Regions from separate parts of the Mus musculus genome. Here all the other regions are linked to region 1. The links are chromatin loops, found by intact Hi-C in ENCODE. Cell type or tissue: left cerebral cortex. All regions are shown on one strand.

Region 1 (8,000 bases):
AGGACATCCAGGGCTACACAGAGAAACCCTGCCTCAAAAAACAAAACAAAAGAAAAAACAAAAAACAAAACCCAAAACAAACAAACAAACAAACAAAAAACCAAACCTGTAATTTCAGGGCCTTGAATGTTAATTGCTTGTGACTTGTGTATTCAGTCAGTGTTTGGGCCTGAGGATTCAGCCTTCTGGAGGAGGGATCCTGTTTGAGAAGAGAATAGGCACTGTGTGCTCTGGAAAGTCCACATTGGCTGAGCCCAGCAGCCATGCAGCACAGTAAGGGGACCAGGCTGCTGTGAGCATCATTGTATCTCTTTATCGCTTTTATCTTCCAGTTATTATAATAAACAACACTGACCAGGCATCATCTCTAACCCCACCCCTAACCCCGAAAGCTTATTAACTCTAGTTTAAGAAGAGGGAAACTGAGGCTGGAGAGTGGGGGAGTTCCTGAAGTTTGCTTCAAAGTAAAACCAGCAACAGGAGCCCAGACTTCTAAGGTGACCTTCAGTCGTTAATGTTTTCATCAAGTGCTGCTTAACTTTGTAGTCTGCTTCCTTCCCAATTGGAGCAGACTTTTAGATGAACTTAGATTAACAGGATAAGATGACTGTGTTTTCACTGCTTAAAGTGTTGCCTTTCAAAAGCAGCAGAGAGCACAGTAAATTGTTTTGAGTTCATATAAATTACAGTTTGCAAAACCACATAAGAGGCTGGATACAAACCTGGAGGATATAAACTCTGGATACAGAGTTTGGAGGCTGGAGGCAGAAAGATGAGGAGTTCGAGGTCAACTACAGAGCAAGATTTTGGTCAGCGTGGCTACCCTATCTCAAAAAACAAACAAACCAGACACTGTCTGATAACTCTTGTAACAGCCACAACGACCTACACTTGATTAATAGCGGGCAGCTTTCTTCATTTTTATCCTCATTTTAAACTATGATCATCGGGGGAGGGGAGGCTGGAGAAATGGCTCAGCAGTTAGGAACACTCCTGAGTTTGATTCCCAGCACCCACGTGGCCCTCACAACTGTCTGATGCTGTTCGGTGGTGTGCAGATGTACATGCAGACAAAAATCATATACATAAAATACATAAATAAATAAAATCTTAAAAAAAATACTAGGACCGACCAAGAGAGCCAAATACATACACTGGCTAATAGGTAATCTTTGGGAACCCTTCTCTCTACTAGGGACCCTCTGACTCTGTCCTTTTCCTCTCCTGAATACAGGTGATGGCTGCTGACTCCCTTGCCACAGAACTCAGAATAAACAGCCTTTGCTTGTTCTAGTTAGGATGGTTTAAGTTTCTCATAGAAATGTATATTCTGTTGTGATACTGAAAGATCCAACCCTCATCCTATTTCTATCTCAGCCTTCCCATGGTGGTCTTTTAGCTGTCTTCACATGGAGAAAGACGCAAGACCAGAGGACAAATCATGTGTCCTCTGATGGCTGGCAGAGGGCAGATTAATAGGAAGTGTGCTTCAGGGGGCCTCCCGTGTAACGGTCTGGATGCCCTGAAGAGATGTGCGGCCTCACGGCCTCATCGCTTTGCAAAGGCCTCACCTCAGCACCACTGGCATGGTTTGGAAGGGTTTCCCAAGGGCTCATATGCTAGGTCACTGACCTGTGGCACGAGTAGGGAATGAAGGAAGTCAGATCACTGGGACACGCTCTAAAAGGGGCTCCTGAGTCACTCATTCCCACGGTGACATGGTATGCAGAGGTGACAGATGTGACAGAGGTGACTGGATTTGAGGGTTTGAGTTTCTCCAGGACATTCTGTGCTGCGTGAGGACAGACCACACACTGGAACCCTGGTGCTAGAGCAGAGACTCTCAGGATAACGACTCATCTTTCAGTTCTAATGACATGGACCCATGGCTGTATCTACATACGCAGATTTCCTTGTCCTTTTTTGGAGATGGAAACTCTGTCGTGGGGGCAGATGCAGAGAAATTGAGAATTTTTCTCTCTCCACAGTTCAGGATAAGAATATTTAATTCATTTCCCCATGTCTCTGTATATACACTATGTTTTTGCTCTTAATGCAAGTAAGTATTCTGACCCAGAGGCAGACCTCATGACCAGGGTTCTCATCATGCTGACAGAAGTCTCAAAGTGGTAGAGCCAGTTACCCAGGACTAAAACCTCCATAACCATTAGCTAAGCTGTGGCCTTGTGTGATTTGCTCAGTGGTGGAAAAGCCGCTGGCATCTACCAACAGCACCTGGCATTCTGTAGGAGACATTTAAACCCCAGCTGCTGTGGGATGTAACAGGTCAAACTTACAGGGATGTTGGTCAGAGGGCACACTAGCTCATGTATAAAACCTAGTGAGGACAGTTTGGTTACCTACCATACATCACAGTGACAGTTTTACCTTGCCTTCCTGTTGCTATGGTAAAATAGCATGGACCAAAGCAACTCAGGGGCAGGGATGGCTTATTTGGCTTACGGGCTGAAGACCTAAGAGGAGCACTACCTACTGGCTCATGCCCTCTGGCTTGCTTACACATCCTAGAGATGGTGCCGCCCACAGTGGGCTGGGTTCTCCTCCACCAATGAGCAATACCCACCACAGACATTCTCACAGACCAGGACACAATTCCTCGATTGAGATCCCTTCTTCCCGAGTGTGTTGGGTTGACAACCAAAATTGTCACAGTGACAAGGACAGTTCACATGAAGTGTGAAGAGCAGATTCTAAAGGTTGCACCCAGGAGTGATTACAGTGGTCGTGTGGCTGTGGCTGTGGCTGTGGCTGTGGCTGTGGCTGTGGAAATCGGCACCTGGTATGTGTGTGTGTGTGTGTGTGTGTGTGTGTGTGTGTGTGAATTGGAACACTGCATACACATCAAGGCACATTAGCATTTTAAATTGTCTGTCCCAAGTTATGTTTTACGTTTTATTACACGGGGAGACAGCTCTTTAGCCAATCTTTGGGGAGGAAAAAAAAGTGTATTGGTGTGCTTTCAAGTGTGGGCAAGCAGGTATTCCAGGGAGCTGGTGGGCTAGAGCAGGCAGAAGCCAGAAGTAGGAACTAGAGGATTGGGCGGTTTGGTTTGTTTGCAATGTAGCTAGTGCAGGGAGGGGGGATCTTGAGGACATAGAGGGAGCCTGTGTGTGCTTGGGTTTCTGCACAGAGGAAAACTGTGAGACGGGTAGGAGGCCAGATACCGGGACAGAAAGTCTAGCTTAGCAGGAAGGTCTGAGCCTGGGATGACAGTATAGGGGTGGGAGGGGACCCAGAGGGGCCTTGCAGGGTAGAATGTGGCACTGGAGGGACCTATCTGTAAGAGACAGTCAGTGTGAATAAGTGGGTCTGAGTGGGTCTGTATGCGTGGCATGACAGGCTGGGCCTTTGAGAGGAAGCCCACAGGCACCAGAAGACAGAGCAGAATGAATGTGGGTTCTTTGCGAGAGAAAGCTCAAAAGTAACCTGAATTGGTTTGAGATGTTAAACCCTGACCCGGGTCAGTGAGCATGAGTTTGAGTGGTCAGAATTCATCGCTCCAGTGTATACGTGTTGACAGGAAACAGAAAAGACTCAAGAGTACACTCATCTAGAGACCACAAACATCTCAGTGTAGATGAGCCTGGGAGGGTCCTTGCATCCACGGGGGACCCAAGGGATTGAAAGGCAAGGCCTAGATTTGAGATACATCTCTCATCCTAATGGCGGGTCTGCTTTTTCAGGTGGTTCCTTGTAGAGCCCACAAACTAGACTACTAAGGACATTCCCCAGGCCAGTGACACTGCCCATGTTAGGAGGCCAGGTCTGCGTGGGTACCAAGTCTGCCAAGGCCCCGCCCACCCCCTCGTCCTGGGCGGCGATTGGCAGAAATGCCCTTCCAGTTGCTAGGACACTATTCCAGCTCTTGGCTCCTCCCACGCTTCTTTTGCAGCCGTTTTCCGCCACTCTTTCAGGCGGAGAGCCAAGTGGGGCGGGCAGTGTCTCCATGACGACGCGGGACGCGCGTGGGGGTGGCTGGTAACTGCTTGATAGAGACGTTGCTCCTGAGATCCTGTCTGAAACCAGATCATGTCGGACCTGGGCTCTGAGGAGTTAGAGGAGGAGGGAGAGAACGACCTTGGGGTGAGAGCTCTTGACCAGGGAGGGACTTCTGGAGTACGTCGCAGCTCCGGAGCGGGAGGCGTGGGGACCGAAGGGCCGAAAGGCCGGGGACAGAACCACGCCGGCCACACTGGCGGCGCTGAGTCCAGGAAGTCGCTTGAAAGGTGAAACGCCGTGACGTCTAGTTTCCACCCTCCTTCCCCGCTCCCATCCCGCCTCCCATTAAAGGCGAAGATTTCTAGGCAGAGGGTATGAGTTAAAGGGATAGAGAAGGTTGCCTCCTGACAACTCACCACTGTGCTGAGGTGGCCCGGGCTCTCAAGGTTTCACCATGTAGGTCTTGAATCAGTGTCTCTGAACCATCCCAAGTCATCGGGATCACTTCCCTAGTGTAGACAACAGAGGGAAGGCAAAGGACCCATAGCCAGGATGTGCTCTCATGGTGAGTGCATTGTGGGCCGGCTGTTTATCCTTAAATCCGAGAATGACCACGCCCTGGCTGACAAAGTGGGGACTAGGCCTGCTGTGTGTGAGCAAACGGGAGTTTGAGCATCAACTGAAGAGCCCAGCCCTATGCTCTGTAATGCAGTGTTGGTACCTGCTCAGACCTCTTTGCAGGCTTCCCTACTTAACTTCTTCATCCATGAGCAGGAGCAGCTTGGTCAGTGGGAAGATGCAGGAGTGCTTTGGAGTCCCTTGCTCCCAACACCAAGGAGCTAGTGCAAAAAAACAGGACTCTCTCAAGTGTGAAATCTAGACCTCATGGTCTCCGTGCTGGAGGCTGGTATTGCACCTGAAGTTTGCAACATGCGCCCTGGCTTAGCTGCCTCCTTTCCAATCTGACAGACCTGGTTTCTTAGGGTTCTCCTTCCATGGGGAAGATGGCTCTGTCAAGTAAAGTGCTTGCTGAGCCACATGGACCTGAGTTCAGATACCACTATCATGTAAAGAGCTAGCACAGGAGGATCCCTGGAGCTGGCTGGCCAGCCTACCTGAACGGGGGGGGGGGGGGGGGTGTCCAGCTTTCAGTGAGAGACCGGTTTCAAAATATAAGGTGGAGAGATTCGAGGAAGACATTGCATGTCAATCTCTGGTTTCTAGAGATGAGCATGAACGTTCACATGAGCAAACACCTACATGGTCATGGATATACCCACCTTACTGCACATCACACACACACACACACACACACACCACACATACACACACATACCCCATACCACACACACCACACACACACACACACCACACATACACACACATACCCCATACCACACACACACACCACACATACACACCATACCACACACCTCACACACACACAAACCACACCATACACCATCCACACACACTCTCTCATGAGAGACACAGAGGTCATTAATCTACCCTCTGCTTCTGCTCATACATATCTGATTTACACACAGTCTCGTCTTCCATCGGGGTTTCCGGTTTGTTCCCCGCCCGCTCCTACTGATTTGTAACATGTTTAAGCCTGTAGTCAAGACACCAAACCACCTTTAGGTGAACTTAAAGAATGTCTCTGTTAGTCACCCATACAGCTCAGTCAGTGTTAGGCATACTGGGAGGTCCCTGAGATGGCAGTAGGGATCCACTTCTGTGACTCAGCGTTGGCCATAATGGGAGACCTCCAAGATGGGAGCAGTGACTTTGTGCATTGTGGGTATTAGCTACCTTTCTATTGCTGTGATCAAGCACCATGGCTCATGGAAGGAAGGGTTTATTTGCACTTATGATTCCAGGGGGGTGAGAGTCTGTCCTGGTGAGGAAGCAGGCACAGGGGCAGACATGGCGACAGGAACAGGTAGCTGAGAGCTGACATCTTCAGATTCGAGCAGAGAGCACAAACAGGAAGTGGTATGAAACTACAAACACTCGGAAGTCCGTCCCTAGTGATGTGCTTCCTCCAGCAAGCCTCTACCTCCCAAAGGTTCAGCAGTCTCCCCAAACTACCACCAAACGGGGAATCAATGCAGAGATAGATACATGAGCTTATAGGGGGCGTCCTCACTCAAACCACCACACTGTTGTTTGGAACAACCCTGAGATCAAATTTGTAGGGTTAAACACTTATATTCTAGGCAGGAATTTCTGAGCTAAACTGCTCACGGGTTTGTTTATGAGGTTTCCCACGTGATGGCCTGTACCAACCCCGTGCATTATATTTTAATATGTAATAATATTTAATGTTATTGTCTATGTTGAAAGTATGTAGAGTGATGTTATAAGCTAGCCATGTTATGTCATTACTGAATGCTCTGGCCATTTTAGTATGTATTATATGTGCTACATCCATGTATTTTGAGCCAGAAAACATTCATCTTAAAAACTATAGGAAAAAAGGGGAGGATTGCAACCTTGTATCACTTTTTTATTCCCTTGATTTTAGGGTTGGGGCTCTGTGGCTCAGGTGTGGCCTTCAACCCCATGGCTCAAGTGATCCCACAATCCTGCTTCAGCCCCTACAAGTGGTACTCCTTGCAAAAGTTGTGTGTGTGTGTGTCTGTATCTGTGTTTCTCTGTATCTGTCTCTATTGCCCTCTGTCTCTGTCTCTCTACCTTTATGTGTGTGTATGTCAGTATGTGTATCTGTCTCTGCCTCTCTGTGTATGTATGTATGTTCTCTGTGTGTGCGTATATATGTGTGTTTTTCTCTCTTTCTCTCTCCTTCTCCCTTCTCCCTCCTCTCTCTCTCTCTCTGAGCCTGTGCGTGTGTGTGTGAAGGGGTGAAACCCAGGGTCTTACACACGCTAGGCAGTTTCACTAACACTGAGATCCATCTCCAGTCTAATCAGCTTACAAGATAGATTGATTCATAGCAATTTCAGATTGGTTTAGAAGTGGTTTATTTTTACATTTGGGTTTTTTAAAAAATATTAATTTTTAAAATTTTGGGTGTATGGGTTTTTTTCTTTTCTGCTTGTACATTTGTGTATCACATGCATTCAATGAATGAGGAGGCCAGGAGAGGTCATTGAAATCCCTGGAACTGGAGTTACAGATGGTTGTGAGCCACCATTTAGGTGCTGAGAACTGCACAGGGACCTTCTTCAAGACCAGCCAGCGCTCTTACCCACTGAGCCATCTTTCTAGTCTCTGGGTCAAGTTTGTCTACAGACAGCAGACAGACCAGGAAACCTATGAAGGGTATTTGCTCTTTAAGTCCTGAATGACTGGAGAAAGTGACTTGGGAGGTGTCTGTGCAGTCTAGGGACCTATTTTACCTGCGTGTGCTCTCTATGAGCATTCCTGTGACAACACAGTTCACAAAGTGTTTCCCGTATATTGGTTCATGTTTACAGTGTCAGGATTAGCATAATAAGTGACAGTCTCTCAGATGCTAAAGGGAGCGAGGCTCCCGCCATGGACACCCGCACTAAGTGTGAGATCATAGACCAGGGCTCTGGCCACCAGGCTTGGCTACCTGCTTCTCCAGCGCGCAACCTCAAAGGTGCATGCAGTGCCCAAGGTTGGAAGGCTTCAGTGGGACAATAGCTGTAAACTGCTTGCCATGGGCCTGGCAGGAACAAACAGCAGCCACAATTAGCTTGATTTCTTTTGCCCAGGAGTACGAAGGGGAGCGCAATGAGGTGGGAGAACGACACGGACATGGGAAAGCACGACTGCCCAACGGGGACACATATGAAGGAAGCTATGAGTTTGGAAAAAGACATGGCCAGGTCAGAAATGATGATGGAGGGAGTTGGTTTTCTCTATTAAATATCACTTTAGTACATGTGGGACTCAGGACTTACATGAACTGTTTGGTCAATGTGTTTCAGGGGACTTACAAATTTAAGAATGGGGCCCGGTACACCGGAGACTATGTCAAAAATAAAAAGCACGGCCAAGGCACCTTTATCTATCCAGATGGATCCAGATATGAAGGTACGAGGAAG
Region 2 (8,000 bases), 270 kb after region 1:
TTAAATTTGTAAACTTGGTTTTAAAAAGGTCTGAGGGGAATTTAATTACCAGGATGGTTGATGAGGCTTTCCTGGCCAGAGTTTGGTCAAACATGCAACAAGGGCCCCTTGGAATGTGATTTGAAAATTCCCAGATGTATGATAAATAAATAAATAAATAAATACTCCTAAGTTGAACTTATTTAAGGAAAATGAAGTACCTCTGAAAAGTAATCTTGGCGGAGTCTATATTTTCTTGAGAAGTTGGTTATTTCTTTTTTTTTTTTTTTTTTTTTTAAAGATTTATTTGTTTATTTATTTATTTATTTATTTACTTATTATATGTAAGTACACTGTAGCTGTCTTCAGACACACCAGAAGAGGGCATCAGATCTCATTACGGGTGGTTGTGAGCCACCATGTGGTTGCTGGGATTTGAACTTCGGATCTTCGGAAGAGCAGTCGGGTGCTCTTACCCACTGAGCCATCTCACCAGCCCGAGAAGTTGGTTATTTCATATGTGCATGTGTGTGTGCGCATGCGCGTGCACTTTGTGTGTGTTTGTGTGTGTGCATGCACGTGCGCATGTGCGAGTGCTGGTGTGTTTGTGTGCATGCGTGTCTGTGATTGTGTGCGTGTGCATGTGTGTGTAAGTGTGTGTGTGTGTGTGTGTGTGGTATGTGTGTGCATGCACGTACGTGTGTATAAGCACACACATGCACATGTTTGTGCTCAGCAGCTTCCTGGGAGGAAAAAAAAATGCCTGATTGGGCAGCAGTCAACACCAGACTGGTGGCCAGAACAAGGTAGAGCTGAGATGGCGACTTTGATTTTGTGGCCCCCTCTTTCCTGGTCTCCATCTCGTACATTCTTTACCAGCAAGAGTTGAATTAGCAGGCTGGAGAGATGGCTCAGCAGTTAAGAGCACCGACTGCTCTTCTAGAGATCCTGAGTTCAATTCCCAACCATCTGTAATGGGCTCCGATGCCATCTTCTGGTGTGTCTGAAGACAGCTAGAGTGTACTTCCAGACAGGAACTGAAATCTGAGACAGTCCAGAGTACTCCGGTCCTTCTGCTCTGAGGAAGACCCTTTGTGGCTTAATGGACACGCATCTCTGTGACCATCAGTGACAGTGGGAAGGGATGGGACAGGTCGTACATACCTGCACAGAGGGGAGCCATACTGCTCTGGTGAATCTGGATTAGTAATGGTGCCCACTCTGGAGAAAGAGATCCATGAGCCATTCCCTGGATCTGACTTCTATAATAGCTGCTCAGCTCCTTAGGGAACCTGGGTGTCATTAGAAATAAGATTTATCGCCAAGAAATCCCATGGGCTGCTGGGAGCCGAGATCAATAGCAAGCATCTAGATAGTTCAATAGACAGAAAGAAAAAAAGGCGCAAAAAGGAGGGCTCCCAGGGGGAAGCCAGCGACTTCTGTAAGGTTAACTCGATTATAGGCACTGCTGGAAAGTCAAGTGGCTACTTCCTCACCTGAAGCAGCTCCAAAACTTAGCATGGGGAGCCAGAGGCCACTCCAGCTGCTCTGGTGACATCCTCGGCCAGGGCTCCTATAACTTTAGTTTTCTTTTAAGCCTACTTTTAATGATGGTTCTTAAATGCTTTAACCTCCCTTCTAGCCCATCATCTGCCAGAGGCAGCAGAAAAGAAAGGGTATTGGGTGTGTGGGGGGAGTAGACCTGTTTAGAAATGGTTCTTTGGAGCAAATCCCATCTGCATTGTAAGGAAATCAGTATTCACTTCACAGGTCAGCAGCAGCAGTTTGATCCACTCGCATACACTTCACGGATACACCAGCAGTCCAGTTTGGTAGAGTTGGGTTAACAAACACGAATTAGCAGTGGCAACAGCACTACCTAGCAAAACAGCCAGACCTCAGTCTCTGCCCAAGTCATCAGGAGGGACCAGAGCCAACAGGAATGCCAGGAAAAGTTCTGGCTGAGCGTCTCAGAGAAGTGAAGATCAGAGAAGACATGAGACCAGCAGACATTGTCCAGCTAGCTCTACAGGCCAGCCAAGCTCAGCCTCCATTATAGTCTGTTGGAATCTCTTGATGCTCCCTCCAAACATCACGGGGTCTCCACGGGTCCTCCCTATGTCTTGCCTCAGTACGTGAGTCTGTCTTAGCTGACATCACTCTGCCAATCAGCCTGAGTCCATGGAAGCAACAAGAAACCGCAGCACACCACCAGAAGTTTTTTTTTTTTTTTTTTTTTTTTTTTTTTTTTTTTTTTTTTTTTTTTTTTTTGCTGCATTTCTCTCTATGGAGTCCCGACAAATACAGCTCAATTTTGCAATGTAAGGTGAACCAATACATGTGTGCCGTTAGCAAAGAATCCTTCATCATGTGTCCTCTTACGTGCTTGCTTTAGCAGAACATCCTTTCCTCTGTGTCTGCTTCAGCGAAACATTCCTTCATGTGTTTGCCCCAGCAAAACAAAAAACAACAACAAAAAACCCAAAAAACAACAGCAACAACAACAACAAAAAAAAACACCATCCAACACGACAGAGTTTTCAAAGAACCCTTAAGTTTCCATTTCAGGCTCCAGCCCCAGCTCCTGCCCTGATACCCACATGCCTGCCCAAGGCTCCTGGAGGTGGAAGCTCCTGCTTGCAGCAGCCACGATTTCACTTTGCAGATTAAGTAAGAAGAGTCATTGTGGCCAGGGTTGGATTGGACGCCCCTGGTGCACCTGACAGAAAGATGAAAGAACCCTAGCAATCTTCCCCAACCACCTTTTCCTCCTAAATGGAGAGGGGAGGGGGAAAGAAAGGGACTGTTTTCTCAAAAATGTCTGAGTAAAGCAGATGTTGCTGTGAAGTGGATGTTGCTGCTGCACCTTCCCCACACACGCCATCCTGCACTTCCTGTAAGTCAGAGTGATGAAGAGAACTACAGGGGGCCGACTGACTTTCAAAGCCTAGCGTCACCTCTAAGGCCCTGTGCCTACAGAAAACCTTCAGATTCGTCTTTGCTTAAGGGCAGGAGACTCAAATCCAGCAAAGAAGAGAAGCCAGAGCCCTGTTTGCTTCAAAAACACAAGGGTTCATGTTACCCTGGATCCAGGCTTGGCTCAGCGCGCCATCTAGTGGCAATACTGGAGAGCTGCAGGTTGGATCAGGTAGTGGGTCAGAGCCACCTCCCATCAGAGCACACTTTCATCAGACCTTCATCTCTGTGGGGCCCTCCTCTATCAGACCTTTCCTCCATCACATCTTCCCCCATTAGACCTTCTACCTCCCACAGACCTCTTTTAACAGCCTCTCCACCTCCAACAGGTTTCCTTCTCCAACAGCCCTTCCTCCACCACACCCTCTAGCACAAACAGACCCTCCTCCATCAGACCCGGACCTCAATCCGATTTCTGTTGTGTCTCATTTCACACCCAGACAGATTCTGTGTCAGGAAGATCAGGGCCAAGGTAAGGCCTTCCAGGGGCCCAGGCAGAACCACAGCAGGAAAAGGATGACCACTCTGTGGAACATCTGGACTTCCCAGGTATATTCTGAAACCCACGAGGTCCCCCGTCCCCACCCTGTTCCTCAGGAGGTAGAGGTAGACTTTACAATGGATCAGTTGTTCCATTTGACAGTGGATGGGTTTGGTTCTAATTCTGGTTCCTTGACATACTTTATAAAACTTGCCTAACTGATAAGTTCAGATCCTGAGCTATAAAGTGAGAGTCACCCCCCAGAGGCCATGGTGAGCGCTCTGTGAGGAAATGTCTGCCATCCTCCTCCACCAACAGGAGACATGACTATCTATGGACTGGAGTCTCCAGAACCCTGAAGTTTGTCCTCACAGCTGGCACAGCCTGTCATTGAGACTGTGTGACTGAGGCGAAGTGTGAGAGAGCTGCCTGGTCTTGGGCTCAGTACCTGGGTTTTCTGAGATTTTATTTTTCTCAATAATAGTCAGTGGAAGATGCCAGGCTGATGTCAGAAGAGATAGATGACACAGAGGTGGGGTTGGGGGGTGGGGAGCCCCACCTCAGCATCTCCCTGGAGTGTCTGGCAAAGAATCAGTGCCCAGGGATGGCCTGCTACATGAACTGAACCACACGGGAGGAAGCAACATGGCAAACCACTTCAGTGCCAGGAAAAATTTATTGCTCAAAGGTGGCTAGCCACACAGACTCCCGGTTGTCATTCTTACCCGCAAGAATATGCAAAAAATCGAAAGACTCGTTTCCCCCAGATGATCTGTATAAGTGACAGTCACATTCAACATAAGCAAGCACATTAATTAAATGCTACAACCCTGTTATGCTTTTATATTCCCTAGGGAGAACACTATTGTCTCAGGTGATAACTATGTAACCAATGGCCATCTTTCAAATCAACAAAGTAGAGGACCTGTTAGCATGGTACGCACCTCCCCCACCTCTTCCCTGATTCCTTGTGATAGAGTGGGGGGAAAAAATCACACCTTCTCTCCATGGAATTACATGAAAAATGTCCATGGATGTGCTGGGAAACATGCAAGAGGTGTTACATACACATCATATGACTGCGACTCGTTAGAAAGCGTTCCGGTTTCACCTAGGTTGTCCTGAGTCACTGCCAGGCAACTATGAGACTCATGCTGATAAGGAGAGCTGAGTTAGTGTTTGTTCATGGAAAACCACCCTCGGAGAGTTTATCGGAGGGATCCATTCGTGAACGAGCATCATGGGAAATGTCTGTGAGGATGTCATTGTCAGAGAACAGGAGTCACAGAGCAGCTTGGATGTCAAAGCTTGGAAGGCTGTGGTAAGTGGGGCCATGTTTGTGCTGGGTTTGAGGATGAAGGCCACTCCAGGGCTCTGCCCACAGCTTCAGCAGGCCCATCACCAGCCTGGTGGGTGGTACTCTGTGTCTTCAGGATCTTGGGGGCAGACAGAGGTTTGCTGTCATCGAAGGGTCTCGTCCTCAAGTGCTGGCACGGCACTATACAGAGTTGGACTCCCGTCAATGTTCGATGAATTAGCCACTGGATGTTATTTACAGGGTGCTCTGTGTGAGGAAGGCAGTTACAGGATCAGTCCACAGGAGGGAAAGGAGTTCACAGAGGGGGCCCTCCATGTCCTCAGACTCTGCAGCCATAGATCCACCAATCAGAAATTAAAGCGCTTTTTTTTAAATGGAAGCTGGAGAGTTGACTCAGTGGTTAAGAGCACTCACTTTCCTTGTAAAGGACCTGGGTTCAATTCCCAGCACCCACATGGAAGCTCACCACTTCCCCAGGCACCAGGCATGTGTGCAGATGGAGCATTCATATGGATAAAATAAATCTTAAAAACAAAACAAACCAAAAGCAAGTGTCCCTGAATCTGGTGAGTTAGCTCAGCGGGTAAAGGCACTTGTCACTAAGCCCGATGACTGGAGTTCAATCCCTGGACCCCGCATGGTGGAAGGAGAAAAACCGATTCCTGCATATGGTCTTCTGATCCCCACTCCCCTGACACACACACACAGCATTCAAATAAATGAATAAAAAAGAATCTTAAGTTGTCTGCTCCAAACACAGGCAGACTTTTCTGGTGATTTTGTAGCATGGCCACTGGGTGAGGTCTCTTACTTCAGCAAGAGGTAGTTTGAAGCATCTAGGGGGAAGTGTGTGGTCTATATGCAGACACTGCCCTCTGTGGGAGCAAACTAGACTCCCCTAAACACCAGAGTGACTGACAACTTCACAACCGAAGACCTTCAATTTAACTCATCAATGCTGGCCAGAGCATTGTGGTGGCACAATGGACCCAGCTGGATTCCTGTGTCATGAAGGACTGTCCCAGAGGACATAGGAGATGAGGCTGGAAGCCATCTTTGGGTACCAGGGTCACTGTACCACCGCTGGCTACCTGAGACCATGGTGTAAATGGCAGAACTCTTTGCTGACCTACAAATGGTCCCTGCTCCCTTTCTGACAGTTCTCAGCCACTCTGGGGGAAGGAGAGGTTTGTCAGTTACAGATCTACCCCATTTGCCAAGCCCACTCTGCCATCTCCAGGGACAATAGAGGCAGGACGTGGCATCAGACATGCTCACTCTTACCCATCTCCTGGTCAGTTGGGTCTTCTATTGAGAGAACACCTGGTAGCTGAAGTCGTCGGTCTGGATCCGAAGATTGTATTTCTGCCTTACTCTCTGGTAACGCAAGATCAGAAGGGTTGTGGCCCCTGCCACTACCAGAAGTGCAGCTGCCGCTAGGAGAATGATGTAACCGGTCCCCAGGACTGGCTTTGTACATGCCTGTGCACCTGTGGGTGAGATAGGTACCAGGGTAAGAGAGGTTTCAGGGTAAGAGAGGTGTCAGGGTCAGGGGAATTATGCATCTATGGTTGGCACCTGGCCCAGAAAGTGCGAAGCAAAAGATTGTGGGGGTGGGGGTGGGGGTGGGGGTAGGGGTAGATGGGTGGGGGTGGGGGTAGGGGTAGATGGGTGGGGGTGGGGGTAGGGGTAGATGGGTGGGGTGCAGGGGATCTAAGGTGCTCAATCCCAATTTCTGAGCAGCTTGCTTGGAATTTGGTTTGAGGCCCTCAAGGCAAAGGCCTGCATGTATGTGCGGATCAGCAAGGGAGGCACGGGACCCCCATCCAACGAGAGCAGCTCAGCATGCAAGGGTCTACCCAGAGGTAGAGCTCTGTGGTCCCCTCGCAGCTAGAGAGCCAGTCAGCTCCTCATGGGGAAACATGGGGGTTGGGGTACGGAGTGTGTATGGGGTTACCACCCACATCAGAGGCCAGGACCTGCCCCAAGCCAGATTAACAGCCAAGTCCGGGAGATTGTAGACCCCAGAGAATGGAGGGGGGGGGGATCTTTTAATGGTTGTTTGAATGCCACGATCAGAACAGTGTAGTCAGAAGGAGTGAAACATGGCCCCAACATCCATCAGTATGCGAATGGACGGGCCAGCTGTGACCAGGATACACAACGGACTGGTTTGTTCGGTTTTACCCATTCGGTTGGTTTTTTGAGATACAGCCTCACATTGTAGCACAAGCTGGCCTGGGATATCACTGTATAACATCAGTCTCAGCAATCCTCCTGCCTTGGTCATCCATGTGATAGGGCTATGGGCAAGAGCCCCATTGTGTCCAGCTTATACAATGGAATATTATCAAGCCACCAAAAGGAGCTCTGATGTCACACTGCCATGTAGGAGAGTGTGTAAGGGAGTCACAGAGGGACCATGGTTAGTGAGACCCATTCATAAGAACTCTCTGGAACAGGCAAAGCAGAGATAGGCAGAAGGCTGTTAGTGCTGGAGCCCAAGGAAGAGGCGGATGTGGGACAGGATGGATACTCCCATCCTGTCAGGGCTGGGAGAGACAGCTCAGGGGGAAAGAGCCCTTGCTGAAAAAGCATAAGGGCCCGAATTCAAATTCCCAGGACCCAAATAAAGGCTACAGACCTGGACTCCTAGTACTGTAGGGGTGGAGGCAGGAGGATGGCTGGGACGGGCTGCCCTCAAAGCTCTAGGAGCAGTGAGTGACCTTGCCTCAAGAGACTAAGGTAGAGAGTGACAGAGAAGGACATTAATGTCCTCATTTGGAGACACACACACATGCCTCACATTGTAGAAAAAAAGATTTAAGCCTCCAGCCAGCCCCTGGCCTGCCCTCCAGTGGCCTGGCCCCATAAATGCTTTGTGTCTGAGAGGGACACATTATCGAGGTCATCAATAACAGAGATCACAGATGGACCCCAGCTATGCTCACCCTTCCCATCCCCTCCACCTTTAGTACACCTGAAAGGCCCGACTAAGAAAGAGCCTGGGAAGCCTCTAGCACTCAAATTCCATTTCCCTTCCCCATGGGACTTCTAGGCCCTACAGTGGACACTGTGCTGTCTTCTAGGAGGTGGCCTGAGAGGTGTTGCTATCAGCACAGTTGCCCAAGGTGGTCCTGAGGTTCCCTTTGGGCCATTTAGACAAAGAGCTTCAAACAGGCAACATTGTTGCCTGGACATGCTGGGGTGGGATACCACCCCACTAGCTGCAACTATGTAACTTTC
Region 3 (8,000 bases), 150 kb after region 1:
TCAGGCGATCACTGATAACTAACGTCTGCCCTTACAGCACAGAGCTGGGGCACATACTTCTGATGGCTGTGCTTCAGACCAGGGCATCAGTGTTTATTACCGAAGCTTATTTATTCTGCTCGCTGTGCCCCTGCAATGGCTACTCTCTGTCTTGTGAGGCACTAGGGAGGTGAGCAGGAAGAAGCCCCACCTTCCCCCAGTAGAAGAGGCACAGGGCAGAGAGAAACTCAAGGACAACCGGGCCAAAAGTTCTGCCTAGGGAAGGAAGCCACGGTGGCGTGAAGTGTGGGCTTTGACCAGCAACAGTGGGGCGAATCCAACTGGCCCCAGTGTTAAAAGCCTGTGAAGTTTGCTATACAAGATAGTCATAACCGTAATAACTAGCAGCAGCACACTGGTCTCCAGTTCACCACGGGGCTCTACCACACACCCTGCCACCGATATGTCTTGCCTGAGTCTATGGAGTCTAGTTACCTTCTGAAACTTCCAGCCCAGGGAATTTTCCAGGTTATAAAACTCCTATATATTTTTTTTATGCATTGTGGCAAATGCATTCAGTGAGTAGTCACGTCTAATTGCTGTTCACACTAGTGGTCAATAGAATTGAAAAGAAAGCCCAACTTGGCCATTTCCATTCATCAACCCCAGTGGTAGCACAAGGTGGTGTGCAGGAATGGTCCCTTCCCCTCTAAACAAAGGTGAGCGAACTACGCCCCAACTGCTGTCTGCAGATGCTCCTTGAACAGGATGCTTCTGGTTTGGGTCTCTTCCAGCATCTAGCTCTGTGTCTTGGCACCCTGGATCGTCCCATGCCCCATGCCTTAGAGGCGTTTCTTGTCGCTTTCCTTTTCTTAGCCATCACGCTGCTTCCACTTCTGCTCAAAGCCTCCTCTGCCTCTGCCCGATGAAGTGATCTGCTAGTCCCAGGGTTGCAGAGCACCCTTTAACCCACTGCGCATGCGTGAAATAGACACCTCGCTCGCTCAGTCCTTCCCAATAGGTCGAGCTGACATAGGGCAGTGACTTTGCAGGGTAATTCCCGCCTGGGGTTGGAATTTAGCATGCCCTTCCACAGCCAGCATTTTTATCAACAGTGGCCACTGGTTCTGTTCGTTCTGTTCGTATCTTCCGAGGCACCTGGTTGGAGGCTGTGATGACTAATAAATATTGACTGTTCTTCGTTCAATAGTATTTCTGGCTGTAGGAGGGAACTTAGCAAATATTAACTCTCTGGTAACCACCACCACCCCCAGCCCCCCGAAAGATGTTTAAAAACAAGTTGGCCACAAGGGCTCTGGGCATGTGGCTAATCTGTGACGGACCTTGATGTTGTGGTGTGGGAATTGGTGTTTGCTGCTAAGCCCAAAGACCTAAAGTCCAGGACCCCACATGGCAGAAGGAAAGAACCAACTCTCCTGAGTTGTTAGTGGCCCACCACGTGCACCCTGTGTACACACACACCCACACAAACACACAAACACAAATACACATAAGAACACACACACACAAAGTAACTAAATGTAGTAACATTTTTTACAAAGAAGAAATGTCATTTATGGTATATACCCATAGTGCTATGTTCTCCAATGGCTGGCAGCCAAGTTAGCATTTTGTGGGGAGGGGTGTTGTATATATGTTATTACTGACCCAACCAATTCACTCTTTTTTTTTAACATCCCCCCCCCCGCCCCAATTCACTCTTGTAGAGCAGATAGAAAGCAAATCTAATCCCCAATTTAAATAAGACCTGGTAAGTTTGCCCAAGCTTTAAAAAAAAACAAAAACAAAAACAAAAAACCAACTCCCTCTGGTAGAATGGATAGCTATGTCAGCGTAAGTACTCACCAGAGTACAGCCAGTGATCCTTCCAGACCCTGCTTGTCTCTCCTTCAGCAGCTTAAGAGTTGTACCTGCTTTTTTAAAAACCCGTTTTCCTCAGAATCCACTGGGGGAATGGAACACTTTTCTTTTTGTTTCTTGGCCAGGAATTGCCTGACTCTCCAAGTCAGGCATATGTTGCACAATGGCCAAGGAAGGGGAAATTTAGGCTTCTTCATGCCAAAGTCACCATAAACACGTGGATGACATGGCACAGGACACGCACTGGGAAAGACACACTCATTTACAGCAGAGATACATAGTAGCATGGCCGCAGGAGATGCTGGTAGACTTGAAAATGTCCTGGTCAAGCAATGTTACCATGGTGGGCTGCTTGTATTGAGAGTTCCACTAAGTTCCACTCAGATCACATAGGAGTGTGAGCCTCAAATATGTGTGCCTGGGTGAGATAGGAAGATAACAGTGGTCTTGGAGTCCATTTCGTCCACCCTGCTATGATCTGTCAAGATGTGCCTGACAGAAAAAAAATTCTGTCTGTTTACCTATCTATCTACCCACCTACCCACCTATCTACATATCTCATTTATCTATCTATCTATCTATCTATCTATCTATCTATCTATCTATCTATCTATCATCTATCTATCTATCTATCTATCTACCTACCTACCTACCTACCTACCTATCTATCTATCTATCTATCTCTCCCTCCTCCTAAAAGGCTCCAAACAATACATTGCTGTATTCCATCTTGCAAAATAATTGACAGAGATTTTTCTCTCCCCTTTCTTGGCCTCCCTTGACATTAGTTTCTGTGAGTATAAAGTTGCAGAAGCTGTCCCTCTGAATATTGTGTTCCTTTGGATTTTAACAACTATCTCAATAAATGTACAAAACACTTTGTCTCAAAGCTTGGAAAGGACCGGTGTTAATTCCATTCTCTCCTGCCCAGCTGTTATGCCTTGAGCGAGGAGCCCTTCCTGAGCTCTGCTTCTACTTAAATCAAAGTTGCCTCTTGTGTTGGGTGCTTATGGCCCACAGAGAAACAACTCACGGAAGCTGAGAAAAGACCATCCCATCCAGGATGGCTTGCTTAGCTGGTGCTGGTTCAAACGTCTAACGTCTGGTACCAGGCAGTTTCTTTTAAGCATATTTAAGCATAGCACAATTTTGGAAAACTGTTTCCTGATGCCAATGAACTCAGACCTGTGTACAGGATCTGAAAGTCTTTACAAAGTAAGTATGACATCATTTATAGAAAAATGGCATCTTATGACTGAGACACAATGTTAAAGACACAGGTCTAAGGATACGTGGATGTTTGGAGGAAGCAGACACCATGCCTGGTTCAGGGATGCCCCTGTCTTTCAGGGACAAATGTGAATGTGTCATATTACTAACTGCAGAGAGTGATTCCCACATAGAGCCAAGTCTCCAGTCTTGAGTGCTAAGAGAGTAGCCACCCACCACTGTCAGGGGAACATCGGACAGGCTCTGGTGTTCTGGGAAAATAGTTTCAAGCTTTAAAAAGAGTCAGAGCCGCATCTTTGACTTCCTCCAAACATCCACATCTAGATCCTGATGACTCAGAAGAGTCTGGGAGGCAAGAGAGGAATTCACAAGGAGGGAGGGAGGACCACGCCTAGCACAGATGGACAACGGGTGACAGGTGGCCAGCAGGAATTCCTGGCAACAAGCCCTGGTTTTTGCCTTCCTCCTCTACCTAACTGCTGCCTCAGATAACAGAGACTGATAACTTGAGAAAAGGGCGAGGTGAAACCATGTCTGGCCTTCACCTGCGCCAAGGCTGGGATGCTCGTGAGTGTCACCGAGCAGGCAGTACCACTGCCATACCCGTGTGACCCTCTGTCATCTAGTGGCCGTGACTCAAGACCCACTCGGAATTCACTTTGTCCTGATGATTCTTTCATCATATGTTGCAGTTCCTGTCTTCGGCTCTTTACTCCTCCCCAGGCTCTGACCTCAGGTGTCATGAGATCCCAGTATCTTCAGGCTGACTGCCTGGTCTATGATCCAGGCTATGTTTACTCTGATAAGGCCCTTCTCAGGCTGAATCTCTGATGCTAGAACCAGCCTGCAGGCTCGGACATGCCCGTCAGACCCTGCACACAGACCTGGCCTCCGCTGGCCAGTCTGTGAGGGATGGTTTCTGGGCATCCATTTGGGTACCCACTTTTATACTTGTCCAATGTGGAAGCCATTTTGTGCTGAGAACCAGAGAGAACCAGAGGGTTCTCAGGTGGTCTCTGTACAATCTAATGAGATGCCACAATGCCAGGCAGTGAGGACCAGGCAAGGCAGACCACCAGCTATCTTCTGGGAGGTGGGACGCACTGAACTAACTAATGGCTGCTAGCCCCTGCTGCTGCAGTAATGTTAGCATGCACTCTGTCAGCCCACAGCTTCTCCCTTCAGAAGCCAGGTCTATTCACCCCAGCCTCATCCACACAAGCTGCTGGAGGCTGGTTTCCAGTGTAGACCATTTACTGGGAGTAAGGCCAGGCAGACTCGGTAAAGATGAAGATCTGTATCTGTTTGGGTTAAAAATCTGTGTGGGAGGGTGGTTAGGAGCACTGGCTGCTCTTCCAGCAGACCCTGACTCAATCCGAGCAACCACACAGTGGCTCCCAACTGTCTGTAACTCCAGATCTAGAGGATCTGATGTCTTTTCTGACTCTGCATGCTCATGCACACATGTGGTACACGCAGGTACCTGTACACACACACACACACACACACACACACACACACAATTAAGCAAGTAAATTTTTAAAAATCTGCTCAGGTCTAGAAACCAGAGGTACTGAAAATAGATGTCTCTGAATGGAAGGGGGGACTTTATATTTTTTTATTTAAAAAAACAAATATATTAGTATCTTTATATATTTATATGTATTTAAATTATATATTTTCAAATATATAATTTATATATTATTTTTAGTAAAATATATTTTATTATAGTAATAAAATCTATTTTGTTTTAATAAATATATAAATATATTTATTAAGTATATTTCATTAAAATATATCGAATAAATATTTCAGCTATTAAAGTGTAGCTAATGATAAAAAAAAAATGGCTTTTCTGGAGAAAGTGCAAAGCTAGAGTTTCCACCTTCACAAGTGACAGACGAGATTGGTGGTGATGTGGACAAAGTAACCCAGGGTCTTCTTCATTGTTCTCGGTGAGGTGGTTGAGACTAAATGTCCCTGCCTAGCCTGTGGCTCTGTCCAGCCAGTGGCCTTGCCTTACAGCATCACAGAGTCTGCTTCTAGACTAGGTGTACACATTGATTGACAGATCTGCCATGGCTGTCCCCACCTCTTCCTGGTCCTTGTTTTCCTCCCTAGCCCTCTCCCCTCCCTCCCTGCCCCCTCCCTGTGTCCCCAACTTAGGACTGGGGAGGAGTCTTCTGAAATCTCACAGGAGAGAGAGAGTCCAGAGTCCACAGAACCCAGCAAACACATGGCTATAAAAGGGCCGTCCTTGTGACCTTGCACATCCTGTGCAGTGGTCCTGAAGCTTGCCTGCTGCCATGGAGACCAGAGCCCTCTGGCTAATGCTGTTGGTGGTCCTGGTTGCTGGGTCCTCTGGGATAGCTGCAGATTACGTTGGCCTGTGTAAGTACCTAGCTGGTTCCCTCTGTCCTAGGCTGGGACCTCTGTGAGGGACACAGAAGACCTAGGCTCACAGAGCATTCTGTGAGCTTGAAAGCAGGGATGTACCTTGTACATCGATTTAATAATGAATCACCACTGAAGAGGTACATGGTTTCTTGAGGCAGTTCTACAGAGAGGCTCTTTCTGATCCACTTCAGAGACAAGTAAATGGAGGCTCAGAGAGAGTTGACATACTCGGGACGGCTCTCCTCAGAATCTGCAGCGGGGTTGGAACCAGGGCTGGGGCTCATCCTGTCTCATTTCTTTCTTTGCCAGAGATTTCTGAGCACACACTGAGCATCCTGGCAAGTTACCAGAACCAAAGGTGTAGAGAAAAAGAAAAGAAACAGTTGAGAAAGCAATAGCTCAAGACGGTTTATAGAAACCCTTGGGCACTTGGTCAGAGTGTTAGGTGAGAAGTACTCTGAGCCATTGGGTAGGACCGTCACCAGGTCACCCCTGACCAAGGTGAAGACAAGAGGTCCCCTGGCAGGCTTTGGAACCCTGCTGCCCAGGGCCATGCCACCTACATAAAAGCCCCTGGGAGCTGGAGCTGGGTTGAAGTTTTGAAAGGTTCCTAGCTCCCTCCCCTCCCCCCTCCCATCTCATGGGAGGCACGATGTAGTATCCGCTTCGGTGGGGGAGATAGAGAAGTTTGTTGGGTTTCCACTTAAGGGAAATCAGTTAGCTGATCACGTATGGAGAAGCAATGCAGTCTTCCTGAATCCAGGGGCCCTGCCAGCTGTTGGGTATCTAGACCTGCTTTTGATCTCCTGACCCAGTGAGGGACACTGGGCAAATGGACAGAATCCTTGGGTTAGCACTCAGCAGTGGATGCATATTATAGAAATTACTTAATTTTGACCTGGGGTTTCTACTCTGCCTTGACCATTTAGTTCCAGGATAAAAAAACACACACACAACCTTTATATTTACAATAAGCGTTAAATAGCACAAGAGCTGGGCAGATACTTAGCCTCTATGCTATAGAATCTACTTTCCTACCAATAACCCGAGTTATTACTCACTATGTTTCATCTAGGCTGCTCTTAACTCCTATTGGCTAGTCTTTAGGACTCACCTACCCTGTGGTGGCTTCTCTTTCTCCTCTTGCACACTCTTCTTCCTCGTGGTCCCAATCCGACCCCCAAACCCTGGAAACCTAAAACCTACCTATGTCTCTTGACTAGTGACACCTTTATTTACCAATCAGAAATAACTTGGAGCCAGGGTGTACATGCAGACTCTCATCTCTGGGATGACCAGGTCTTGGGGGAGAAGGGGTTATGTTTAGCATTACAATAAATCTCAAAAGACCAAATCTCTAAGGATACAAACCACAGCTATACTTCTAAATTGATGAGTGAACACGGAGTTCAAGGTCAGCCTGGGCTACATGAGAGACTGTCTCTCTCACACACAAAAATATCCTTAGCCAAGTTTGAGTGTCTATGGCCATGAAACTGCCCCTTCCACCACAAAAGTGGTTGCAAGAGCTTTTTAAACAAACCAAAGGTGGTCATACGTTAAGGCATTTCCCAAGTACTCTGATGGGGGTGTCAGGGCAGGGCATCGGGGCTCTGCTACGTGAGTTGGATGTTTCTGGTGGCATTCTTAGCTATGGAGTTGATGGCAGCTAAGGGTCTGTTAAGGCTGCATGTTCCAAAGGTTACACCTGATGGCCAAGGGATGTTAGAGATGCAGTGAAGGGTGTTAATGGAGGGAACTAAGGACAGCCAGGATGATTTGGGTTCCACATTCCCACCCTCCACTGTCAGGGAGATCTCCAGGAAGCGTCATTTCCCAATAGACTGCTTTCCTTTAGACATGCCCCCATGTCATTCCTCTGAACCCAGGGGGGATGGTTGAGGGTGTGCCACAAGAAGCAAGACAATACCCCAAACTAGTAGTCTGGCAGCTGATTGTGTTTCATTTGGACAGCTCCAAGCCAATGTATGGTGCCGGCAAATGTCAGAGTGGACTGTGGCTACCCCTCTGTCACATCGGAGCAGTGTAACAACCGTGGCTGCTGCTTTGACTCCAGTATCCCAAATGTGCCCTGGTGCTTCAAACCTCTGCAGGAGACAGGTAAGGCCAGCCGGTGGTGCCCAGGGTGGCCCTGCCCTTCCATGTGGCTGAGCCCCAGCGGGACAATAGTATCACCAGTATTCCTTGGTGACACCTCATATCAGGGGTGTTGTGCCCAGGGCAGCTGGTGGCAGTGGCTGGCACTTTCTACAAAATACATAACTGTGTTCTGAGGGCCAGGGTGATGACACAGGGTCAGTGAGATGCTTCTCACATAAGCATGAGGACGTGAGTTTGATTCACAAAACCATGTCAAAAAAGCCAGGTGTGGTGGCCATGCTTGGACCCTCCTTGCTGGGGAGGCAGAGACAGGCAGATCCCTGGGGCTTGCTGGTCAGCTAGCCTAGCCTAATTGTCAAGTTCCCAACCAGTGAGAGATCCTGTTTGAGTAA

Evidence for each region. Hi-C counts contacts between places; a loop is a spot of excess contacts. Peaks named below come from ENCODE experiments on the same cell type or tissue, not always from the same donor. Only the 100,000 strongest peaks of a DNase experiment are listed, where the experiment ranks them.
Region 2: it touches region 1 in a loop (2.5-fold over the local background); 7 of 42 quality-filtered maps call a loop at or near these places.
Region 3: it touches region 1 in a loop (2.6-fold over the local background); 6 of 42 quality-filtered maps call a loop at or near these places.

Annotation. Positions count from the first base shown.
Region 1 is chr17:31,273,306-31,281,305 of GRCm38, reverse strand. Rsph1 (radial spoke head 1 homolog (Chlamydomonas)) reads left to right here and starts at 4,010. Exons shown (of 9, transcript NM_025290.4): 1 at 4,010-4,104; 2 at 7,668-7,781; 3 at 7,884-7,989. The coding sequence starts at 4,051. In left cerebral cortex, CTCF peaks have their summits at 3,984 and 4,206; DNase peaks (open chromatin) are centred at 3,085, 3,929, 4,239 and 4,529; H3K4me3 peaks cover 1,530 bases; H3K27ac peaks cover 1,760 bases.
Region 2 is chr17:31,006,804-31,014,803 of GRCm38, reverse strand. Umodl1 (uromodulin-like 1) reads right to left here. Exons shown (of 22, transcript NM_177465.4): 21 at 6,039-6,244; 22 at 4,094-5,000. The coding sequence ends at 6,063. Among named protein-coding and RNA genes, the nearest start is that of Abcg1, 47 kb to the left of the region's middle. In left cerebral cortex, CTCF peaks have their summits at 963 (motif pointing left) and 3,092 (motif pointing left); a DNase peak (open chromatin) is centred at 3,059.
Region 3 is chr17:31,126,973-31,134,972 of GRCm38, reverse strand. Tff3 (trefoil factor 3, intestinal) reads left to right here and starts at 5,362. Exons shown (of 3, transcript NM_011575.2): 1 at 5,362-5,481; 2 at 7,462-7,608. The coding sequence starts at 5,397. In left cerebral cortex, no CTCF peak of the experiment used is centred here; a DNase peak (open chromatin) is centred at 3,442.